Regions from separate parts of the Homo sapiens genome. Here region 1 is linked to region 2. The links are chromatin loops, found by intact Hi-C in ENCODE. Cell type or tissue: K562. All regions are shown on one strand. Links, peaks and the distances in the headings refer to the core of each region. The heading gives the core; the rest is flanking DNA.

The links. A loop is a pair of places that touch in the nucleus more often than their neighbours do. Peaks named below come from ENCODE experiments on the same cell type or tissue, not always from the same donor. Only the 100,000 strongest peaks of a DNase experiment are listed, where the experiment ranks them.
Region 1: a loop joins it to region 2, with 2.5 times the contacts of the local background. A loop is called at or near these places in 1 of 110 quality-filtered maps.

The regions. Positions count from the first base shown.
Region 1 is chr6:45,290,028-45,295,291 of GRCh38, forward strand. The region is part of intron 2 of SUPT3H (SPT3 homolog, SAGA and STAGA complex component); the gene reads right to left. Among named protein-coding and RNA genes, the nearest start is that of RUNX2, 36 kb to the right of the region's middle. In K562, for the core only: no CTCF peak of the experiment used is centred there; no DNase peak of the experiment used is centred there.
Region 2 is chr6:45,183,720-45,188,983 of GRCh38, forward strand. The region is part of intron 2 of SUPT3H (SPT3 homolog, SAGA and STAGA complex component); the gene reads right to left. Among named protein-coding and RNA genes, the nearest start is that of MIR586, 11 kb to the right of the region's middle. In K562, for the core only: no CTCF peak of the experiment used is centred there; a DNase peak (open chromatin) is centred at 1,872.

The sequences.
Region 1 (5,264 bases), core at 380-4,379, 110 kb after region 2:
AAGTTAGTCAGGCGTGGTGACACACACCTGTAGTCCCAGCTACTGACAAGCCTGAGGTGGGGCAATCGCTTAAGTCCAGGAGTTCAAGACTGCAGTAAGCCATGATCATGCCACTGCACTCCAACCTGGGCAACAGAGTGAGACCCCGTCTCAAAAAAAGAAAAAAAAATTAAATATATTTTTCTTCCTTTGGACAAATTCAATCTAAATTTTAAAATCATTTGGAAAGTAAAAAGGCTCTTGCTTTTATTTGTGAACAAAAAGGAAGACAAATGCTGACTTAACATATAACTACCTTGGAGTTGGTCAATTTAAATTATCTACCAGGCACAGATCAAACTACATTTGTAGTACTCCAGTCAGGTCTGAACTGCACTGTCATAGGATTAAGTGAATCTCTTCTGGAAAAAGATCAGGGCATGGATGATCAAAAAAAAAAAAAAAAAGCAGAGGGTAGGGAGTGGAATGGAAGAGAAATCTAGCATTTATTTTGTATTTACTCTTCTGGGCACTGTTTTAACTATATACTCCTTTAAACATCAACAAAAATCCCGTAAGTTGGGCCTTATGATCTCTCTTTTAAAAATATTTTTAAAAAACTAAAAACTAAGTCCAAAGAAGTGGCTGAAACTCTCATTCAAAGCTAAAAGCAGAGTTAGACCAGGTATCAGGTCTATCCAATTCCGAATTATTTCTAAACTATTGTTTGTAGTGTCACATGATAACAGTAGCTAACACTGAGGACTTACTCTATGTACTAAGTATCCCACAGTATTGTATCACATAAGCCTATGGAGCCAGAGGCTTTTCTAGTCTCATTTCACAAATGAGGAATCTGAGGCCCAAGAAAATGGATGGATCATGGCAGACAGGAGGCAGGACTAGACTGCAGCTCTAACTCGGATGGACAGAGCAGCATGTGGAGGCTCGCATCATGAATTTTTGCTCCAGAACGACTGCAGGAATAAATCAGGAAACCTGAAAGGACCCACAGACCCCCTGAAGGAAGCAGATTCCTCCTGCAAGACCCTGGAGACACCCCAAATACTGTGCTGGTATACACAGCTGAGAGACTCACAGATGGTTCACATCACAGGACTCTGCAGACAACCTGCAATACCAGCCCAGAGCCTGGTAGACTTGCTGGGTGGCTAGATCCAGAAGAGAGATAATCACTACAACTCGGCTCCCAGGAAGCCACATCCATGGGAAAAGGGGGAGAGTACTACATCAAGGGAACACCTCATGGGACAAAAGAATCTGAACAACAGCCTTTAGCGCTAGACCTTTCCTCTGACAGAGAGAAGGAACCAAATGAGAAGGAACCAGAAAACCAACTCTGGTAATATGACAAAACAAGGTTCTTTAACACCCCCCAAAATCACACACTGGCTCACCAGCAATGGAACCAAACCAAGAAGAAATCCCTGATGTACCTGAAAAACAATTCAGGAGGATAGTTATTAAGCTAATAGGGGAGACACCAGAGAAAGGTGGCCACAATGTAAGGAAATCCAAAAAATATTACACGAAGTGAAGGAAGAAATATTCAGGGAAACAGTATAAATAAAAAACAATCAAAACTTCAGAAAACAATGGACACTCATAGAAACGCAAAATGCTCTGGAAAGTCTCAGCAATAAAACTGAAAAAGTAGAAGAAAAATTCAGAGCTTGAAGACAAGGTCTTCTAATTCACAAACTCCAACAAAGACCAAAAAAATCAGAAAATACGAACAAAGGCTCCAAACAGTCTGGGCTTATGTTAAACAACCAAATCTAAGAATAATCGGTGTCCCCAAGGAAGAAGAGAAATTGAAAAGTTTGGAAAACATACTTGGGGGAATAATCGAGGAAAACTTCCCTGACCTTGCTAGAGACCTAGACATCCAAATAGAAGAAGCAAAAGGAACACCTGCAAAATTCATCACAAAAAGATTACTGCCTAGGCACACTGACATCAGGTTATCTAAAGTTAAGATGAAGGAAAGAATTTTAAGACCTGTGAGAAAAAAGCACCAGGTAACCTACAAAGGAACACCTATCAGATTAACAGCAGATACCTAAGCAGAAACCCTACAAGCTAGGAGGGATTGGGGCCCTATCTTCAGTCTCCTCAAACAAAATGATTTTTGTCAAGCATTTTGTATCCAGTGAAACTAAGCTTCATATATGAAAGAAAGATACAGTCTTTTTCAGACAAACAAATGCCGAGAGAATTCGCCACTACCAAGCCACCACTACACGAGCTGCTAAAAGGAGCTCTAAATCTTGAAATAAATCCTGGAAGCACATCAAAATAGAACCACTTTAAAGCATAAATCTCACAGGACCTATAAAACAAAAATACAATTTTAAAAAACAAAAACAAAAATACAATTTAAAAAACAAAAACAAAATCTAATGTATACAGGCAACGAATACCATGGTGAATAAAATGGTACCTCACATCTCAATACTAATATTGAATGTAAATGGCCTAAATGTTCCACTTAGAAGATACAGAAATGCAGAATGGATACGTATCCACCAACCAATTATCTGCTGCCTTCAGGAGACTCACCTAGCTAACATATAAAGACTCACACAAACTTAAGGCAGAGGGGTGGAAAAAGACATTTTATGCAAAAGGACACCAAAAGCAAGCAGGAGTAGCTATTCTTATACCAGACAAAAGAAACTTTAAAGCAACAGCAGTTAAAAAAGACAAGGAGGGACATTATATAATGATAAAAGGCCTTGTCCAACAGGAAAATATCACAATCCTAAAAATACATGCACCTGACACTGGAGTTCCCAAATTTATAAAACAATTACTAACAGACCTAAGAAATGAGATAGACAGCAACACAATAATAGTGGGGGACTTCAATACTCCACTGACAGCAGTAGATAGGTCATTAAGACAGAAAGTCAACAAAGAAACAATGGATTTAAACTATACCTTGGAACAAATGAACTTAGCAGATATATACAGAACATTCCATCCAACAACCACAGAATATACATTCTATTCAACAAGGTGTGGAACTTTCTCCAAGACAGACCACACAATGGGGCACAAAATGAGCCTCAATAAATTTAAGAAAACTGAAATTATATCAAGCACTCTTTCAAACCACAGTGGGATAAAACTGGAAATCAACCCCAAAAGGAACCTCCAAAGCCACGCAAATACATGGAAATTAAACAACCTGCTCCTGAATAATCAGTGGGTCAAAAATGAAATCAAAATGGAATTTAAAAAATTCTTTGAACTGAATGACAATAGTGACACAACCTATCAAAACCTCTGGGACACAGCAAAGGCAGTGCTTAGAGGAAAGCTCATAGCCCTAAACACCAACATCAAAAAGTCTGAAAGAGCACAGACAGACAATCTAAGGTCACACCTCAAGGAACCAGAGAAACAAGAACAAACCAAACCCAAGCCTTGCAGAAGAAAGTAAATAACCAAGATCAGAGCAGAACTAAACGAAACTGAAACAATCAAAAAAAAAATACAAAAGATAAATGAAACAAAAAGCTGGTTCTTTCAAATGATAAACCTGAGAGACCATTAACAAGATTAACTAAGAAAAGAAGAGAGAAAATCGATATAAGCTCAGTGAGAAACAATACATGTGAAATTACAACTGACGCCAAAGAAATACAAAAGACCCTTCAAGGCTACTATGAAGACCTTTACATCCACAGACTAGAAAACCTAGAAGAAATGGATAAATTCTTGAAAAGATACAACCTTCCTAGCTTAAATCAGGATAAATTAGATACCCTGAACTGACCAATAACAAGTAGTGAGACTGAAATGGTAATTTAAAAATTACTATCAAAAAAAAAGTCCAGGACCAGATGGATTCACAGCAGAATTCTACCAGACACTGAAAGAATTGGTACCAATCTTATTGACACTATTCTACAAGATAGAGAAAGAGGGAACCCTCCCTAAATCATTCTATGAAGCCATTATCACGCTAATACTAAAACCAGGAAAGGACATAACCAAAAAAAGAAAACTACAGACCAATAACCCTGATGAACACAGATACTAAAATCCTTAACAAAATACTTGCTAACCAAATCCACAATATATCAAAAAGACAATTCACTATGTTCAAGTGGGTTTCATACCAGGGATACAGGGATGGTTTAACATACACAAGTTAATAAATGTGATACACCACATAAACAGAATTAAAAATCACATGATCATCTCAATAGAAGCAGAAAAAGCATTCAACAAAATCCAGCATCACTTTATGATTAAAACTCTTGGCAAAATCAGCATACAAGGGATATACCTCAATATAATAAAAGCCATCTATGACAAACCCACAGCCAACATAATACTGAATGGGGAAAAGTTGAAAGCATTCCCTCTGAGAACAGGAACAATACAAGGCTGCTAGCTTTCACTACTCCCCTTCAGCACAGTACTGAAAGTCCTAGCCAGAGCTATCTGACAAGAGAAAGAGATAAAGGGCATCCACATCAGTAAAGAGGAAGTCAAACTGTTGCTGTTTGCTGATATGATTGTTTACCTAGAAAACCCTAAAGCCTCCTCCAGAAAGCTCCTGGAACTGATAAAAGAATTCAGCAAAGTTCCCGGACACAAAATTATTGTACACTAATCAGCACCTCTTCTGTACACCAACAGTGACCAGGTTGAGAATCAAATCAAGAATCAACCCCTTTTACAATAGCTGCAAAAAAAAAAAAAAAAAAAAAAAAAAAAAACAACTTAGGAATATACCTAACCAAGGAGGTGAAAGACCTCTACAAGGGAAACTACAAAACACTGCTGAAAGAAATCCCAGACAACACAAACAAATGGAAACACATCCCATCCTAATGGATGGGTAGAATCAATATGGTGAAAATGACCATACTGCCAAAAGCAATCTACAAATTCACCAATGCAATTCCCATGAAAATACCACCATCATTCGTCACTGAATTAGAGAAAAACAATTCTAAAATTCATATGGAAGCAAAAAAGAGCCCACATAGACAAAGCAAGACTAAGCAAAAAGAATAAACCTGGAGGCATCACATTACCTGATTTCAAACTATACTATTAGGCTATAGTCACCAAAACAGCGTGGTACTGGTAGAAAAACAGGCACATAGACCAATGGAATAGAGAACCCAGAAATAAACCTAAACACTTACAGCCAACTGATCTTTGAAAAAAACAAACAAACAAAACATAAATTGGGAACACTTTTCAACAAATGGTGCTGGGATACTAGGCTAGCCACATGT
Region 2 (5,264 bases), core at 349-4,348:
TAATGAGAGTGCTTTGGAAAATATTCAGTAACAAAAAGCTTATTAAGCCACAAAGACACAGAAGAACCTTAAACGTACCTTGCTAAGAGTCAAAGAAGCCAATCTGAAAAGGATACCTACTGTATGATTCTGATACAACATTCTGAAAAAAGCAAAACGATGGAGATGGCAAAAAGATCATTGGTTATTAGGGGTTGGTGGGGGATGAGGAAGTGAAAGATGAAGGGATGAACAGGTAGACACAAAGAATTTTTAGCACAGTGAAACTATTTTGTATGATACTGTAATGGTGCATACATGTCATACATTTGTCAGAACATACAGGATGTATTTGGCTCATCAGTTTTAACAAACACATCACACTAATGCAAGACGTTAATAAGTGGGGGAAGGAGAGAGTACATGGAAACACTCTATACTTCCTTTACATTTTTCTGTAAACTTAAAACTTCTTAAAAAAAAGTCCATAAATCTTTTTAAGTTTTAGAAACAGTGTGATGATTGCACAACATCGTGAATGTAATTAACGCCTCTGAAGTGTATGCTTAAAAATGGCTAAATTATAAATTTTATGTTATATATATTTTACCACATTAAAAGACAAAGCACTCCTTTTTTTATAGGAAAATAATCCTGTTATTCTAACAGGGGAAATGGTAATAATGAATCACAGCCCGATGTCCAAATTGATGAAAATCTTCATGGAAAAAATTCTCACCAAATATTACTCCACTATAATAATGAGATTTAATTTTATTTTTGAGTGCTTCTATGTGAACAAAAACAATATTTTGAAGGCTCTCTGGTTGCATCAACGTGGAAAGCCCCAGAGCTCCCAGGTCATTCCTCTTACAACTAAAAAACCCAAAACACAACACAACAAGAAAAGCACAGGACATCGCTGAAAGGTAGAAAAAAAGAAGGCTGGCTGCCTAGGGACGTCACTATTTGATAAATAACATGGCAATGAGTCCCCTGCATCTCCTTATTGCCTCCCATATATCCCAAACAGGGTGATAGAGAAGACTCCGATGTAGAACCACCAACAGGCAGAGGAAAAAAAAAAAAAAAAAAAAAAAAAAAACTCCAAGGAAAGCCTGTTCCTAACTAGCAAAGCAATGATCATAAAAAGGGTGGGCAAACAACAAAAAGCATTTTTGGCAGTATCAGCCAATCATCAATGGAAAAACAGCTTTACCACCCACTTTCAGCAGGCCAAATGGTACATTAAATTTCCACTCCAAAAATCTCTAACCTATTCCGTCCTTGCAGGTAGCCTAACTTACCCAACAGTAGTCAATCAGGAAGTTTGGCAGGCTAATTTTCCATCATCTACCAGATAGGCTAAGGGTACTTTCACTGGGGCAGAAGCAGGAGGAACTGATTTTACATTCCCCTCTGTGGATCGCATTCCTCCAACTGATTAGTGTCTACAGGGTGCAGCAGCAAGCTAAGCCTCCATCCTGACCCAGCAGCAAGGAGACTTTATTAAGAAGGAAATCCAAAGCACAGCTAATCGCCACTATGTCTGTTGTTAGTGGGACGCAGGAAAGAGTTGAGCCTGAACTACCAGACAGGAACAAAGAGACTGTACAAGTGGGGGCTAATTGGTATTCTACTTTTCTCCTACCCTTGGTGTTACTGATGCCCAATGGAAGCTGGGTCTCCATACCTACCCAGAAGCAAAGAGACTTGTGAAAACTGATTATGCAAAGGAGATTTTTTTGTCATACCCAACAAAAATAAAGTGGGAGGAGTCTTAGGGAAAAACATTCTAGGAACTATCTCACAAGCCCAGTCCAAAACCGCAACAGCCTGCCATAACTTTAAGCTTACAAGTTTTACCTAGAAACTGTCACTCACCAATCAGAATTCACCAGCCCCTGTAAGACACTGCCAACACCAATGAACTTGCAAAACAAATTACATAAGCTTCCTCTGTTCCCCCAGTAAAGCCCCAGACTTTTCCTTTGTTCTTCAGACACACCTAGGGGCTACCCCAGTTTTTGTGTTCTGAACTGCAATTCCTGTATATTATTTCCAAATAAAACCTTTGCTTGGAGACTTGTCTCTATATATTTATTTCATGCTGACAGACTGAAGAGGCAGTGTCAAGCAGGGCTACTCAGCACTCCTGTTCTCCACTCCACCCATCAGGATCAGCAAAGCCCAGAGGGAAGCAGAGTCCCAACCCACTTTGTACCAATGAAGCCAAAAAGGTGAAGGAATGCAGAGCTGGTGGGCACTCCACTTTCCCCTCCTACTCCTGTAGCAGTGGGTTCAGCAGGGGACCAATGTTAAACTCAAACCAGAGGCAAACAGGAAGGGAGGTAGACCACTTTCGCAAGAAGGCATCAGTGGGCTGAGGAGGTGAACATCCACATCCTATCTGTAAAGGCAATGTAAGTCAGTGTCCCACTTTGCTGTAGTGGTACTGGGGGAAAGGGCAGGCAGTGGGAAGGTGAGAATATACTCACCTAGCCCTCATGTTACACTTCAACAACAACAAAAAACATTCAAAGCCTCATAATATCCAAAAATCACTGTCATCCCAAGAACCAGGAAATCATAATATGAATGAAAAAAACAACCAACAGATGTCAAAACTAAGATGAATCAAATGTTTAAATTATCTGACAGGATTTTAAAGTAACCATCAAAGACGTATTTCAAAAAACCTTCAAAAATCTCTCTCAAAAAATGGAAAATCTCAGCAAAGAAACACAATTAAAAAAATAACCAAATAGAAATTATAGAACTGAAAATATAATAGCCCAAATGAACTCGCTGGATGCACTCAATGTTAGAGTGGAGATGACAGACAAAATCTCCAGGCTCAGATAGTTTCACAGGAAAATTCTACCACACTTCTACCAGATTTAAAGTAGAATTAACATCTAATAAGGTTCAGTACACACTCCTCCAAAATATTTTAAGCTGGAAAAATTTGAGAAAATCTCAGAAGCAGGTACACCACTCTTACCTTCCTCCAGCTCTTCTCCCCTGACCCAGGTCATAAAATCTAAAAAGGATTTTCTGACATTCCCATGAAGCAAGTCATAAGATCCTCATTTGAGAGGTGTCCTTCCTATACTCAGAGGAAAGGAACATCCTGATTTCTGATGATTTAGGGTCACAGAGAAGAACCTGAATAACACCTTGCTATGTTCCCTCCGGTTTATTACCATTAGGTCATACTTTTTAATCCAGTCATACACACACTATCCACTTCTTCATCAAACCTAGCACTAAAAGTACACAGGTTTAGGCCAAGCGCAGAGTATGCACCCCTGTAGCCCCAACTACTTGGGAGGCTGCGGCCAGTAGATACCTTGAGCCCTGGAGTCCAGCCTGGGCAACATGGTGATACTTTTTCGCCTTTAAAAAAAAAAAAAAAAAAAAAAAAAAAAGATGGCCAGATGCAGTGGCTCATGCCTGTAATCCCAACACTCTGGGAGGCGGAGGCAGGTGGATCACCAGAGGTCAGGAGCTCGGGACCAGCCTGGCCAACGTGGCGAAACACCGTCTCTACTAAAAATAGAAAAATTAGCTGGACCAGGTGGCGGGTGCTTGTAATTTCAGCTACTCAGGAGGCTAAGGCAGGAGAATCGCTTGAACCCAGGAGGTGGAAGTTGCAATGAGCCAAGATTGTGCCATTGCACTCCAACCTGGGCGACAAGGGCAAAACTCCGTTTCAAAAAAAAAAAAGACAACCCACACACAGATTTACCTCTTTCTTCAGGTTCCTTTCCCTTACGAGGGCTGTGTGCCATGTAAAACTCCTATTATATAAATGTATCTTTTCTCTTGTTAATCTGTCTTTTCTTATACTGGCCTCAGCCATGAACCTAAGATGTGAGGACCTAAGAGAGAGGAAAAGACACTTTTCTTCCCAAACACATCAATTTTATATAATCTGTTCCAGGAAATAAAGGATGAGGGGAAACACCTGATTTTATAACTATTATTATTACTGTTATACCAAGACAATACAGTACAAAAAGACCAAGGCACAACAAAACCAAAGGGAAGTACAAAACAGAAAATAACAGACCAATATTTCTCATGAACTTAGATGCAAAATCATCAACAAAATGTTAGCAAATCAAGTCTGGCAATATAGAAAAATAATTACAGCAGTTCCCCCTCACCATAGTTTCACTTTCTGAGGTTTCAGTTATCTACTGTCAACTGTGGTCAGAAAATATTACATGGAAAATTCAAGAAATAAACAATTCATAAGTTTTAAATTGCATACCATTCTGGGTAGCATGATGAAATCTCACTCTGGCCCACCCAGGACATGAATCACCCCTTTGTTAAGCCTGTACACACTTCTATAGGCTACCTGCCCATTAGTCACTTTGCTGCCTTCTAAATTCTATCAGATCAACTGTCACAGCATCACAGCGGTTGTGTTTAAGTCATCCTTATATTATTTAATAATGACGCCAAAGGGCAACAGCAGTGATGCTGGCAATTCCAATTTGCCAAAGAGATGCCATAAAGTGGTTTCTTAAATTGGAAAGGTAAGACTTCTTGATTTAACAAGGAAAGGAAAGAAATCTTATGCTGAGATTGCTAAGACGTATAGTAAGAACGAATCTTCTATTCATGAAATCGGGAAAAAGGAAAAAGATTTTCTTGCTAGTTTTGCTGTCCCACCTCAAACTGCAAGTTATGGCCACAATGCATGATAAGTGCTTAGTGAAGGTGGAAAAGGCATTAAATTTGTGGAAGACATGAACAGAAATGTGTTCTAATTTATAGCAATCAGGTTTGGTACTATTTGTGGTTTAATGCATCCACTGGGGGTCTTGGAATGTATCCTGCACAGATAAGGGGAGACTACTGTGTCTAACAATAATCAGTGGAATTTATTCCAGGCATGCAAGCCTGTTACAACATTTGTAAATCAATCAATGTAATCCACCATGTCTACAAACTAAAGATATTTATATGATCATATAAACTGATGCTGAAAAATCATTCAACATAATTCAACATCATTTCATGATTTAAAAAAAAAAACTCTCAGCAAATGCTGGTTCTCACCTCTACTGTACTCATTGTGTACCTCAGCACTTAACCACCCTTAAATGATGGTACTCATTTTTATAGGTAGTTTGAGTTCACGTCATTGCAGACTTTTTGTTCTTTAAAATAGGTAAAAAAGTATTCATTGTATAATAAACCTTTAAGGTGGCAATATCATTGGCACTTTTCTTTCTGGTTTTTTGTTGTTTTTGTTTTGTTTTGTTTTT